Linked DNA regions of Mus musculus: all the other regions are linked to region 2. The links are chromatin loops, found by intact Hi-C in ENCODE. Cell type or tissue: left cerebral cortex. All regions are shown on one strand. Region 1 overlaps Shroom2 (shroom family member 2). Region 2 holds the start of Shroom2 (shroom family member 2). Region 3 has its middle 37 kb from the start of Gpr143.

Region 1 (5,000 bases), 65 kb after region 2:
ATAATACTTGGAGTTTGTAGCATGTTTCAAACATCTCAGTTATATCCTATAGTTGACCTAGGGTGTTTTCATCTTTTGGAGGCAGGGTCTTGTATCCCATACTTATATAGGATGACCTTGAACTGATTCTTCTGCCTTCATCTCCTAAATGCTTGGATTTTACAGGCACTTGCCACCACACCAGACTTTAATCTCATTCTGACATGAACAGAGTGTAACAACAGTGCTCTGTGAGTATACTTAGTATTATGAGTTTGCAACATATCTCCATTTTTATCTTACCTTTTATCTTCCTGCTTGTCTTTCCTGGTTGTACTGAGTGTTTTCTTTTTGTCCATTCTCCTTTCTCTTCCTTCTCTCTCTTTTCCTTTCCCCTTTTCTTCTCATTTCCCAATTCCCTTAACTTTCTTCTCCTTTTCTGTCCTTTCTTCTCCCTTTTACTTATTTGAGGTACGATCTGTGTAGCTCAAGTTAGTCTTGAATAGAATAATATAGTTGAGGGTGACCTTGGACTCTGGATCCTTTTGCCTCTTACCTCTCCAGTTCTGGGGTTGTGGGTATTTGCCACTATGCCTTGTTGTCCTGGTAGTTTTTTTTTTTTTTTTTTTTGCTTGCTTTTATTGTTTTTTTTTTTTATTAATATTTGGTCTCACTGAAGCCCAGACTGGCTTGGAAGCCCAGACTGGCTTGGAGCTCCCAGTTCTCCTTAATAAGCCTCCCAAGTAGCTGAGATTACAGCAGTGCATCGGCAAACCCAGTTTAAGATAATCAGGTTTTGGAAAACCAAAGTGAGATTAAAGAAAAATGAGTGACTTTTTTTTACCAAATCCTGTACAAACAAGTCTTAAGTCCCATTTCCTGCCTCAATGTTTTGTAAACCCTCTTTGACACAAACCTTTTTCTACCTTGCCACCTGGTTTTCTCTTCCTCTGTGCCATCAGGGCTGTGTATCTGGTAATGCATTTACCTCAGAACTTTTATCAATTAGGTTTGGGTAACAAACCATACAGAAATTAGAATAAAGATTGCTTAGTACAAATCAGAATTTGGTGAATTGGCTGTGTTATATTCTGTCTTGTCTCTTTATAAAAACAAATTAGAGCAGTTGCCATAGAAACCAGAGGTCTTGCAAAGCAAGACTGATTTTTTTTTTTTTTTTGGTTTTTCAAGACAAGGTTTCTCTGTGTAGCTCTGGCTGTCCTGGGACTCACTCGGTAGACCAGGCTGGCCTTGAACTCAGAAATCCGCCTGCCTCAGCAAGACTGATTTACTCTATGCCTGTGGCTCTTGATTTAAAAAAAAAAAAATTCTCCTGCTCATGCACCTATAGTCACAGTTTCTCAGGATGCTGAGGCAAGAGATTGCTTGAATGTGGTAGTTTGGTGCTAGTTTTGACACTATAATGTGGACTCATCACTTAAATACTGTATAGAATCATTAACTAGCATTAGGCTATTGTTTTTGTTTTTCTTTCTTTTTTTTTTCTTTTTTGGACCTGGCATTAAGAAGGCAGAATCTCCAGGGTATGTACAAAAAGAGAAATCTGTCTTCCCTTCCTCAGCACCCCAAAAGCTTGGTGGTGGTGGTGGTAGAGAAAGAGGGGGGTGGAATGAGAATGAGACTGTGTGTATGTTTGACGCCTGACTGTCTTCTCTAGATAGGGAAGACAGTCAGGGCCACAGGCCCAGAGGCAATCAGTAAAATGTCGTCCTGTGCTGTTCTTGAAGCTCACTAGGAAACTGGCTAGGATGCCCTGAAACTCACTAGAAAGCCATTTGAAAGTTGTTGCTAAAACTCACTGGGAAACTGCTGAAGGGGTGCTAATGAAACCAAGAAAGACACTTTTGAAACTATTGTCACTAGGTGTACCACAGGACTGCCATGTCCCACAGGGCTGGCAGAGAGGAAAGCACGTGAGATAAGGAAGGGAAACCAGTCTTCTCTTGGTGTCCCTCCAGTGCCCTCTGCTGACTGTACTGAAAAGGTGCTAGTTGTGACTTTAGAGATGTTCCCGGTGTAGGGTATTGTTTCCGAGCTTGTGTTTTACTGTCATTGAGATGTGAGTCTTGGCTTTGGAGAGTCAAATCAGGGTGGTTCTAGGTTCTTCCTTTTTCTGACACTGCTTAGGCCCTATAGATAAGCTTTTTTCCCCCTTTTGTTTTAGGTTTAAAGTTGTGAGTTAGGACATTGGATTGCTAACTGGTGGTGCTTTGCAGTACTGAAAATATGCTGTTTTAAAATCCTTTGTTTTTATAGAAATAGAACTTTCTCTAGAAATTTTTTCTGAGTTTATTTTTTCTGTCCCTGGGTGTCTTTTAGGAAGACTGTATCTGGCACTATTTAGAGTACAGTCTTGTCCTGATAGAGATTTGACATTGTCCTGATAGAGATTTGCCAGGCTTTTACCTCATCTGGGGAAGAGGTCACCCATCATCATGAAAACTGTGAGTCCTTGCTGTAGAATGTAAATGGCTCTCTGGTTCCCAGTCTATCCTACCTGGCTGCTGAGCCTGCCTCTCTGTCTTGCAAAACTTTGAACCAATGCCTGGTTCTCACAGTCAGGAGAGCAGTCAGCTCCTTTTTGTTCACTAATATCTATCTGCTCAGCCTCTGGATCTCTTGGGAGACTGAGGCCCCATAGGTACTTCTGTTTTCCATTTTCGTGTCTACATGACCCTGCCCTTGCATCAGAACTTGTCACCAATTCATTACCTTCCTTTAAAACATTTCATTTACCTGTCTTTGTCACCCCATCCAGGCCACATTTGCCTCTCTGTGTCTTAGGGCCAAGTATAACCTGAGCCTCATTTCAGGGATGAATGGAAGGATTATTAGACCTCTATATTATTTTTCCCTGAAGTCCCACCTTAGTGGCCTTTCCCAACCTGTTAAATACCCCACCCCCGGCCTGAGTCAAGCTTCCTTTCTGAAGGAACTGAGAGCAAACAGAATGAGTAATGGATTTAAGAAGATGGGGAGGTTATTATCCTCCTGTGTAACAAAAGGCATGGCCTGCTCATGCACTTTAGGCTATTCATTGGAAGGGAAAATATTCTGGAAATAATTACAGCTGATAACCTGCAGGTGTGACTCACATTTTGACGTGTGATCTTAGACTCATAAAACAGCAAAGTTGCTCTTCCCTATTTCATTCTGATGACTGGACATGTGGGTATATTCCACTTCTCCAAGCTCAGAATTTGACTTCAACGTGAATGGTGAGCTAGGTCTTCTTCCTTCTATCACCAGAGTCCTGCTTACCTTAGTTGTCTTTACACTATAAAAATAACTTCTGTCAAGAGCACTGAAAAGGCTTCAGGGTGGGTATTCATCACGGCTGCAGTGGTCCCCAAACTTGTAATTCTCCTACTTCAGCCTCACGCCCCCCCCCCCCCCCCGCAATGCCAGGATTTCAGGTGCCTACCACCATGTCTGGCTTTTGCTGTTCTATTCTTTTTGTTGAAGACATTTATTTTTATTTTCACTACAAGGTTAATATCCTGAAGTAGTTGTTTTCATCATAAGTTTACACTTGACTTCTCTGCCCTCCCTTACCCACCTCCACTACCTGAAGAACAGTGCCCACGTTCTGCTTCAAGGTCAAGTTCTCAGTCTTCTCACCTTCTGCCAGGATCCTCCCACACTCCTGTGTATTCTTTACACTGTTTCCCCTGACTCATCCCTCTGGCATGCCTCCATTTCCTGCCTGCATGTTTCTTCATGTCAAGACCTCCATGGAATGTCCTCCCTAATGCTGCTGTATTCCTTTCAAGCCCTACACATTTTGTTTGTGGAGCTTTTACATCAGCACTTTGAACCTGAAGTGAATATGGCCCTTCATATTTCCATTATACCAAATTACAATGTTTCATCCACAGTGCACCTGGTTACCTATAGAATTTATATTCTTTTGTCTTCGCAAGGCTTCATTTTTTAATTACAGTAAAAAATCTATAGTTTTGCATTGGTAGTTAAATACACACTCTGGCCTTTCCTTACAAACACAGGACTACAGTATAAAAAGTATCATGTGGCAATTCTGTTTTCTATTTTTATTTGTTTGCTTGTAGCTCGGGCTGGCCACAGACTCATAATCTTTTCTCTTAAACTCTTGAGTTCTGGGATCACAGATGTGTACCACCCATGCCTGAGTCACTCTTTTTTTAAATGTTTTATTTATTTTTATTGGATATTTAATTTATTTACATTTCAAATGTTATCTCCTTTCCTGTTTTTTTCCTTCTAAAAACCACTATCCCATCCTCCCTCTCCCTGCTTCTATGAGGGTGCTCCCCCACCCAACCACCCATTCCCGCATCCCTGCCATGACATTCCTCTACACTGTGGCATCGAGCCTTCCCAGGACCAAGAACCTCTCCTCCCATTGATGTCTGACAAGGCCATCCTCTGCTGCATATGTGGCTGGAGCCATGGGGTCCCTCCATGTAATCTTTGGTTGTGGTTTAGTTCCTGGGAGCTCTGGGTTTATGCCAGAGCCTGACAAATACAGAGGTGGTTGCTTATAGCCAACCATTGGACTGGCTCATTATTCCTTGAAAATTGGTGCCAAATTTAAGTTGGTTGTCTAGTACAAGCATGAATAATTAAGTCCAACTTGAGATAGCATATGGGTTTAGTATAGAATGGAAATTCATAAAACATTTTCTTTTAAAAAATTATATATCATTTTCTTATACTGGTCTGGAAAAAGATGTCATTCTGTTTTGTACAAAGTGAGTAGCAGTATTCACATAGCAGGGCCAAGCAACTGAACCTGATTTATGAGGCATGATGAAATACTGTGTGTTAGATGTTGTCAAGGATCATTTCACTGCTACAAAACAAAGCAGAAAATACACAACAGGATGGACTCCTGGTCCTTTGAGGCCAAGGAATTTATCCAAATTTGGTGGAGGGAATGGTTGATTTGTCTGTTGAGCACATACATGTAGGACTATTTCAGCTACCAATAGAAAACCTTAGAAGGGGTTTTGTATATC
Region 2 (5,000 bases):
GAGTAAGGCAACATTTTCTTTCAGTGTTGGTGACTGACCCCGACATAATTCACTTGCTAGGAAAATACTAAGGTCCATTCCAGCTCCATTATTGACGTGTCTATAAAAAGATAAAGAGAGGAGAGATATGTTCTATGGAGGTTTGGTGAGGTATGGAGGAAGGGGATGTCTCAGCGGGCCCATGCCAAGGCATCCCTTCCCCCTGAGGGACCAGCCATACGACAGAATAGTATAGAATAGAGTTTATTCAGGGCATGGGGAGGGGAGTTAAGAAGGTAGTAGAGGCAGAGAAAGGCAGACAAAGAGAGTAGAGAAGTAGAGGAGTAGAGGCCAGTCATGAGCATGTGGAGAGAGAGGGGGGAGAAGGGAATGGGGAAGAAGGAGGGAAGGGAAGCAGAGAAAGAGCAAGAGAGAAACAAGAGACCAAGAGAGTGAGGCAGGGGCAAGCAGCCCCTTTTATAGTGAGTCAAGCATACCTGGCTGTTGCTAGGTAACTGTGGGGCGGAGCTTAGACAGAATGTTAACAATCATCACATTTTCATATAGATTAGTTATTGATTAAAGCATGAAAGTTGGTTATTTATCCATTCCTATGGACAAAGCAAATTATACATAATTACCTAGGATTTCACCTCTTTTCTCTCAAAGAAAATAAATGCCAGATTATGGAAATGAAACAGACACCTTTAGCTCTTGCATCCATGGATGTAGAGGCTTCTAGGTCATCACCAGCAGAATATGCTTGCCTTCTTGAGTAAAGAAGTTGAATACTCAACTCAAGGAGCAAGAAGCCAGGAACAAAATATATCTCTGCCTTCCCAAGGGAAACTGAATATATCAACTAATACATCGTAACTTTAGGAATCCCAGTCAGATTGTGTGTCCTAGGTGTGGTGAGGGGGAGGGGGAGATGCTACTACCAGAAGTGTACAAGTCTGATAAAACTAGAGTTTTATCAGAAAGTTATCAGAAAGTTTTTATGTTTTTATTTTCTGTGGGGCCAGAGAGATGGCTCAGCTACTAAGAGCACTGATTGCTCTTCCAAAGCACTGGCTAGAGGACTTGGGTTCAAATTCCAGCACCTACCAGCATATTCCATCTGTTTATACCTCTAGTCTTAGGGGGATTTGATATCTTCTTCTTCTGGCCTCCACATGCATCAGGAATACATGTGGTGCATAGACCTGCCTGCAAGCAAAACACTCATATCCAGACAATAAATAAATACAAATTTTAAGAACTTTATTGATTTGCATGTGTGTGTTGTGGTATTTGTGCATGCACACACATAGAATTTTGTGAGAGTGTTTCTTACCTTCTTCCACCATTAAATGGGTTCCAGGGGTTGAACTTACGTTGTCAGGCTTGAGTGACAAGCAATTGCTGGGCTAACTCACTGGCCCTGTCACCTCTTTCAAGATTTTGATATTTTCACAAGATACCCAAGAAATAGAAGTCTAGGTGTGATGAGAGCAAGGACAGGTGTGGTCAACTTCGATACCACCACAAAACTTGGATGGATGGTCTACAGAGCAAGTTTGGACAGCCAAAGTTACACAGAAAAATCCTTTCTCAAAAAAAGAACCCCCCCCCAAAAAAAACAACAAAACAAGTAAACAAAAAAAACCCCACTAGCAACAAGAAATAATAGAAAGAAAAAGAAAACAAACAAACAAACAAAAAAGTAACCAAGACACTCTGTCTCTGTTGTGTGATGCATCTGGTCTGTTTGAACAAACTGACTAGAGTTGAGCTTCCCTATTCAGGCTTCACAGCAGCCAAGCCTAAAGGTGTTCTTGGTCCAGTGTTCTCTTGGTTGTCCTTGCTTTCACCTCCCAGTGCTATCAGGTGCTAAAAGTATTAGGATGGAACTGTTTGGGGAAACAGGAACCGCCTCCAGCTACAATACAAACATTAATGGAAAAAAAAAACTTTTCCCCTCTGTAAAACGTGTAAACTCCTATCAGTGTATACATTTCTAAGGTGGGCTCGTTTCATGGAAATGGAAAAGCAGCAAAGTATGAATAGGCATGGTGACTCATACCTGGAATCACAGCACTTGGGGAGATGCAGGCAGGAGAATAGAAAGGAATTCAGTCATCTGTGGCTACACAGATTTTGAGATAATTTCTAAAACTAATAAAATAAAAACGTAAAGAGTGGCAAACTTTCATTAACTTCAAACAGATAGTTCCTCCTTTTTAGAGATATAAACGCAGAACACATTTTAAGAACTTGTGGCAAGGGGTTGTAGCTCAGCTGGGTTTGGTTCCCAGCACCCACACGGTGAAGCACTCACAGGGGGTCTGATGTCTGCCCTTTTTTGGCTTCTTGTCTGGCACACACAGGCTGCTCAGACATACATGAGGGCAACTGCCTCCCAACTTGAGGTACAATTTTATGAACATAAAGGGTAGGAATTGGATGGAAGAAAGGCCTATTAAATTGTGACAAAAGTGCCAGCTGGGTGGATGGCATTTATTATGTTTGCCTGCTGGTACTACAGAAAGGAATTTGCAAGAATGAGAAGGCCCTCAACAGATCAGGTCCAGAGTCCCTTTGCTGCAAGGAATTGCCCGCAGCATTAACCTCAGGGCCAGAGTTTTGGGATGTGCCTGCGAGTGGCCCGGGGTCAGGCATTCTGGTGTGCTAATGGTTTTCGGAACAGCTTTTCCAGAGTCTTGGCGCTGGAGCAAAGGTGCGGCCATACAGGACAGCGGGAATGCCAGAGCTTCACCTGTGCACTTGCGGTTCACTGGCTCAAAGGAGGAGGCGCTGGGTCGATTCCGCTCCCAGTTGGAAGGGGCTGGCCTGCAGCTACTCGGTTCCCGATCGCCTCCAGGTCCCGCCTAGTCCGGTTTGGACACTTCCGCCACCTCACCTGTTGCAAGGGCTTTCCCCGGTGGCGCCCAACCCTCCCCGAGCCCATCGGCGCCTCTAGAGCTGGGCGGGAGGGACCGTGCGTGCGACCTCACGCCTGACCAGGTCCAGTTCGGGCAGGTTTCGCTGGTCTCGGAGAGCGCGCCTTAACCCCTAGCGGCTGAGCGCACTAGAGAAACCCCTTTGGACCTCTAGCGCAGTCAGTGCGAAAACCCCGTGTGCGCGCCCCCGGGAGCCGGCCCCTCCCTCTCCCCTGCCCATGCTGAAGAGGAGCGCGCCTGCTCCGCCCCCTCCCCGTTCCCCTCCCCGCGCCCTTTTCCGCGCTCCCTCCTGGTCCGGCCCGCGTAGCGCTTTCCAAGTTGCAAAGCAAGTTCAGCGGTGGCCGGCGGCTACTGTAGTGGCGGCGGCGGCCCAGCCGCCTGGAGGCTCCTAGGTGGTGGGCCGGTTCGTGCTTCCCGGAGTGCATGGGCGTGGGCATTAGCGGGTGGAAGGGCTGAGTGTGGAGGGGCTGAGCGCCCCGCGTCATGGAGGGCGCCGAGCCCCGTGCACGGCCCGAGCGCCTGGCCGAAGCTGAGGCGCCGGCGACCGACGGCGTCCGCCTGGTGGAGGTGCAGCTGAGCGGCGGCGCCCCTTGGGGCTTCACCTTGAAGGGCGGCCGCGAGCATGGCGAGCCTCTGGTCATCACCAAGGTAAGGCTACCCCGGGGTCTGCCCCGTGACAGTCCTGAGATAGTCCGGACCCAGAAGGCTGGTCGGGGTTTCAGGGCGCTGGATGGGACGTCCGGTTCGCGGCCTCGTTTTCTGGGACGCGTCTGTTGGGAGTCACCTGTGGGTGCTGGGTTCTGTTCAGCCATAGGTGTGTGGTTCCGGCTCCATCCTAGCCGCCCTCGGGCGGCTCCCAACATTGCTGGTAGTTTCAATGGCTCCTGTTCCGGGTCTCCTTCCCCTCCCCCTCTGGGAAAGGGCCTGGCAGTCCCCTGTAACTCCTGGCCTGTCCAGCGGTGGACCTACACCTGCGAGGCTGCCATGAAATGAAGGGAAAAAAAATTCCCAGGAACCAGGGAGTGGGTACAGCTTTCCCAACTTTTGTTTGCTTGTTTAGGGCCCCTGGTTGTCACCCTTTTGATCTGTACCGGTTTTCAGTCTGAAACTCCCTACTAGAAGCTGCTGCCAGGCAGTTTCACGATTCCCAGGAGCTCATCAATATTTGCTGACTTTCGGCTTCCTGTCCTACATCCACGCGCTCTGGATATCTACCAACACTTAATGAAACTTTTTCAGAGTGCTTTTAAAGTAGAATTTGAGTTCTGATAGTAAGAAAAGAGATCTTACTTGGAATTAACGCGTGTGAGTGTGTGTGTAGGTTGCTTTAGAATTGGTATTCTCTTAAAATGCAATCTATCCTGATACTTACCAACTAAACATGTATAAACTTGTATAAATAAACAACAAGCCAATCTCTCAGGTGTTCTGGTTAAAAGAAACTAGGGCCCTGTTCTCTAAGCAGAGTTGAGTCTTACCAGTCCTAAGGACAAAGTCTCCTTTAAAATGCAAATATTCCTGGCTCCTTAGAGGTGTTTGAAGGTGTGAAAATGACTTACAAATTTCCTTATCTTCCCACCCGGATTAAAAGCGTGAAGAATTAGGTGGCTCCACTGGTCTTGACTTTGAAAAGTGGTGTGGTGTTGGCGGCATTCAAACAGCAAAAGACCTCAAATCGATCAATCACCCCTCACCCTGTTACAAAATTAGCCACCATGTAATCTTTTATATCAAAGTGGATTCTTTTTTGTTTGATTGTGCCATTCCAGGGAATCCAAGCCCCAGGGCATTCCACATGCGAGGAAAGTTCTGTACCACTGAGCTTTATACCAAGTCCGAGTCTGATACACTCACTCCCCTTTTTTCTTTTCAGTGCTAGGATTGAAGTCGGCCTTGGCAGTACTAGGCAAGTACTCTTCTCTCACTGAGCTATCTACAGCCCTTATTTTTATTTTTATTTTTATTTTTATTTTTATTTTTGAGACAATGGCTCACTAAGTTTCACTAGCTTGCCTTAAAGTTGCAGCCCCCCCCCCCCAGCCACCCGAGTGCTAGTATTACAGGGCTGTACTACCACAG
Region 3 (5,000 bases), 49 kb before region 2:
ACTGGCCCACCTGGGGATCCATTCCATATATAGTCACCAAACCCAGACACTATTGCAGATGCCAGGAAGTGACTGGAGCCCGATATAGCTGTCTTCTGAGAGGTTCTGACAGAGCCTGACAAATACAGAGGCTCTGTAGCTAACCATTGGACAGAGCACAGGGTCCCCAGTGGAGGAGTGAAAGAAAGGACTGACGGAGCTGAAGGGGTTTGCAACTCCAAACGAAGAAGAACAATATCAACCAACCAGACCCCACCCCCCAGAGCTCCCAGGGACTAAAGCACCAACCAAAGAGTATACAAATGGAGGGACCCATGGCTCCAGCTGAATATGTAACAGAGGATGGCCTTGTTAGGCATCAATGGGAAGAGAGGCCCTTGGTCCTGTGAAGACTGGATGACCCAGTGTAGGGGAATGCCAGGGCAGGGAGGTGGGACTGGGTGGATGGGAGAACACCCTCACAGAAGCAGAGGAGGGGGAGAAGGGATAGGAGGTTTTCGGAGAGGAAACAGGGAAAAGGGATAACATCTGAAATGTAAATAAAGAAAATAGCCAATAAAAAGAAAAATATTAAAATATTAATTATTAGAAATATTAAGTAATATTAAAAGTATTAAGTAATTTTCAGCTCCTCCGTCTCTTCTGCTAAATAATCACACCTTCATGATGTTTCCTCCAGTGCCTCAAATTCTTGTGTGTTTAGAACTAAATAAAAAATAATCTTGGGCTCCTAAAGAAGGAGCTAGAGAAAGTACCCAAGGAACTAAAGGGGTCTGCAACCCTATAGGAGGAACAACATTATGAACTAACCAGTACCCCATAGAACTGTGTCTCTAGTTGCATATGTAGCATAGGATGGCCTAGTCTGCCATCAATGGAAGGAGAGGCCCTTGGTCTTACGAAGATCATATGCCCCAGTACAGGGGAATGCCAGGGCTAGGAAGTGGGAGTGGGTGGGTTGGGGAGCAGGGAGGGGGAGGGTATAGGGACTTTGGGGATAGCATTTGAAATGTAAATGAAGAAAATACCTAATAAAAAATGAAAAAAATAATCTCATTTGTCATAAGTTTCCAAGCATTAAAAAAGAAAAAAAAAAAAACATTCTTTGAAAATTTAAAAGGGGGTATTTTTGTTATGTAGGCAGTGACTATGTTTGTGACACAAACTCTTATTTGAAATGGACTCATAAAAGGAAGGTCACTCCAGGGCCAAAGCAGCTAAAGGATGACATTGTATTTCTGTGATTGCTTTTCTTGTTTCTTACATTGTATTATAATAAAAAATCATCTGGGATGACATGTTGTTTAGATAGTATTCAGCTGAGACTTGTGTTTTTAGAATCTTCCTCATTTCTAAAGTAATTCAAGTTCAGAGCATATGAAAGTGTCTTTGTTCATCTAACAGACACAACCCACAGATATACATGATTCAAATATCTGGATTATTTCCTAAGGGGAAGGGACCTTAAGAACATCCTCTTGTGTGTTTAAAATATGTGCAAATGTTTTCCTGGTAGGTGGAAACAGAAATCAAAGGATTGTCAAGAAAAATATGAAACTAGGTGTGGTGGTACACACCCTTAATTCCAGTATTTAGGAGACAGAAGTGGTGAAATTTCTGTGAGTTCTAGGTTAGACTGGTCTACATAGTGATTTATAGGCCAACCAGAACTACATACTGAGACCCAATCTCAAAAGTGTGTGTGTGTGTGTGTGTGTGTGTGTGTGTGTGTGTGTGTGTGTGTGTGTATACATCCTCTCTCCAATCCCTTGGGTAACTATGATTGCTAATCTTGTTTATCAGTTTGACTATATCTGGAATCAACTAAAAACCCAAATAGCTGTACAAATGTTTTCTTGATTAGATCATTTTGAGTTGAGAAGACCCACCCCAAATCTGGGGCCACACCTTCTGGCAGCCCACATAAATGGACATGGAAGAAGGAAGTTCTTCTACACACACACACATGGAAGAAGGAAGTTCTACACACACATATATACACATATATATCAGAATAAAGTGATCCTGTTACCTGTTACATCTTTTTATTTCATCTCTGTGCTCAACCCAAGGAGTCATTATAGAGCACACCCACTGCTTGTTTTAAGTCTGGTGGACATGAGTATAATACAGTCATTTCTGTTGGATTTATGCTCCCAAGGAGTTACCCCACCCTTATGAATGGTAGTTATTTGTGGAGATGCCACTCTTGTGGTAGCATCCAAGCAAAGTGGTTCTCAGTCTAAGCAATCCACCTTTAGGATTGAGTAATGAATGATCTGGCAAGATGTCCAGTGCAGCCAAAGATGTTGAGTTGTATAGCTGGTGTCTACACTCTAGATGGCAGTCTTACCTCACCTTTCCATTGTAACTGAAAATGGTTCTCCACTGTGAGAACTGCCCTTTAATAATCATGTTCTACTGGTTGGATAGCCATTATTGCACCAGTAGTATTGAGTTTTGTCATGGCATAAAGTAGACATAGTCAGCTGCCCTTAATACCTAAATTCAGCTTGACATTTTCAATGTGAAGTCTTCACAAAGAATAATCTGTATGCAGCTCTTCATGAACAGTTTTCCTTCCTGCCTCACCAAAAAAAATCCCTTACACCTCTCTCCTGTTTAGTACCAGCTTTCCCATTGGTCCATTTTCCATGTGAGCTGAGCTAATGACTGTCACTTGGCTTGCTTTCTTAGGATATCATAATGTATAATGGCCTCTCCACGGAATTCACATCCATGATAGGTATTGTGATGTCCAATGTAGTGCAGACATGGCAGTAGGACTTCTGAGAAAAGCTCTCACAGCAAAAACACCATACAATAGCAGCCACAATAATTCTAGCATAAAATTTTGTTTTTCTAGAACCACTTCAGTACCATAATCTATGTTAGTCAAGGTTCTCTAAGGCAACAAAATTAATAGGATGGAGTGTGTATGCGTACATGTGTACACATACCCGCAAGCCTGTCTGATGTGTATGGGGATTTATTAAGGTGGTTTATAGGATGTGGTCCAACAATGACTATCTCCTGATGGAAAGGCCAAAGCATCAGTGGTTGTTCAGTTGATGAGACAGGGGTCTCAGCAGTCTCAATCTGATGCTGAAGTCTTAGGGAAGTCCTAGAGAGCTGCTTGTCTTCAGTATATATTGGAACCTCAAAGAAGTGGGTTCTAATAACAACAAAGGAATGCCTTAAGAACAAAATACATGAAGTTGCCAATGAGAGTGAGGGAAAATAACAAAACTTCCTTCTTCCATGTCCATTTATGTGGGCTGCCAGAAGGTGTGGCCCCAGATTTGGGGTGGGTCTTCTCAACTCAAAATGATCTAATCAAGAAAACATTTGTACAGCTATTTGGGTTTTTAGTTGATTCCAGATATAGTCAAATTGACAATCAAGATTAGCAATCATAGTTACCCAAGGGATTGGAGAGAGGATCCTGTAGATAAGAGCACTGACTATTCTTCCAGAAGACCCAGGTTCAATTCCCAGTATGCACATGGCATCTTATAACTGCCTATAATTCTAAACCTAGGGTGATCCAATGTCCTCTCCTGTCAACATGTGGGCACCAGGCACCAATGCAGTATATAGACATACAAGTGGACATGCATCCATACCCATAAAAATAATAAGCAATGTTAAAACATTGTTATCCAACATAAATGAAAATCTATCAAAAGGGAAACTAGAAGAAACAGAGAGGGGAATAGAAGTGCAAGATGAAGGAATGACAGGAAGTGAGGAGGAACAACTAACACTTAAGGTAAAACCATATTGAAACCTACTACTGTAGAGACTTAATAAAATATATACATATATGAGAGGGATCTAAATGGAGACACCAAATAATAGTGGAGAGATTGCCCTAACAAGACTCTTAGGCCACCAAATAAACTTTCCAATGTCAAAGATAGGTTACATCTTATTGAGTTGTTGTCCAAAGGATCCTTTGAAAACCCCCAACATTATAGGCTATTGCCAAGGCTATTGGTTACTATCTACAACCTAATAGTAAGGCCCTATTGATGAAGACAAAACTTACATATGCTATCAAAACAGAGAAGTTGAACTGGTGCCTAACTAGGAGCTTCACTCCTACTAACTAGCAGTCATGTGCTGGAGAAAGGCCATAATCAGAATCTGCAAGCTACAAAACCTGCAAGCTATATGACCTGCCTTCACTATATACTGGTACAATTCTAGCACAAATGTTTAGGTTCAGTTTGTTCTTCTCGCTTAATATTATTGTTGACTTTGAACAAGGATCCTATTAGGGTTTTAATAAAATCCTAGTTAGGGTTTTATTGTTGTGAAGGAACAATATGACCCAGGAAACTCTTATAAAGGAAAACATTTCATTGGGGCTGGCTTACAATCTCAGAGATTTAGTCCATTATCACTGTGACTGGAAGCATGGCAGCATGCAGGCAGACATGGTGCTAGAGAAGGAGCTGAGAGTTCTACATCTCCACCCAAAAGCAGCCATAGGAGGCGTTTTCCACACTGGGTGGAGCTTGAGCACTAGGAGAACTCAAAGCCCACTCCCACGAAGACACACTCCATCAAAGCCATTCCTACTCCAACAAGGCCACACCTTCTAATAGTGCCACTCCCCATGGGAGCAAGCATTCAAACACATGGGGGCCAAATCTATTCAAACTACCACATATCATAATACATTTTATTACTCTAAACCTCCATATAGAACGTTCTCTTACAGCTTGGTGATGGGAAAAGAAAAATCTCCAAATGGAGTTTGTCAATACAGGAAGCAGCACACTGGTATGTAGGTTTTCTGCATTAATTTTTATCCACTGAGCAATTTTAGTCAAAGACTCTTTTTCCTACCCTGGCTCCACCTGTTGTCACGTGATAAACCACTGCTTCCTATTGTAGAGGACAGAATTCTCTGAGACATGAAACAGGAACAAACATCACTGAAACTCATATTGCTAACTTAAGAGTTGAACTAACCAATAACCCCCCAGTAC

What was found. Peaks named below come from ENCODE experiments on the same cell type or tissue, not always from the same donor. Only the 100,000 strongest peaks of a DNase experiment are listed, where the experiment ranks them.
Region 1: it touches region 2 in a loop (4-fold over the local background); 7 of 42 quality-filtered maps call a loop at or near these places.
Region 3: a loop joins it to region 2, with 2.5 times the contacts of the local background. A loop is called at or near these places in 4 of 42 quality-filtered maps.

Annotation. Positions count from the first base shown.
Region 1 is chrX:152,702,516-152,707,515 of GRCm38, reverse strand. The region is part of intron 1 of Shroom2 (shroom family member 2); the gene reads left to right. Among named protein-coding and RNA genes, the nearest start is that of Shroom2, 64 kb to the left of the region's middle. In left cerebral cortex, a CTCF peak has its summit at 1,973 (motif pointing left); a DNase peak (open chromatin) is centred at 1,936.
Region 2 is chrX:152,767,855-152,772,854 of GRCm38, reverse strand. Shroom2 (shroom family member 2) reads left to right here and starts at 3,369. Exons shown (of 10, transcript NM_001290684.1): 1 at 3,369-3,569. The coding sequence starts at 3,405. In left cerebral cortex, CTCF peaks have their summits at 3,013 and 3,509; DNase peaks (open chromatin) are centred at 2,871, 3,143 and 3,607; H3K4me3 peaks cover 1,964 bases.
Region 3 is chrX:152,816,542-152,821,541 of GRCm38, reverse strand. No RefSeq gene overlaps it. Among named protein-coding and RNA genes, the nearest start is that of Gpr143, 37 kb to the right of the region's middle. In left cerebral cortex, a CTCF peak has its summit at 2,336; a DNase peak (open chromatin) is centred at 2,313.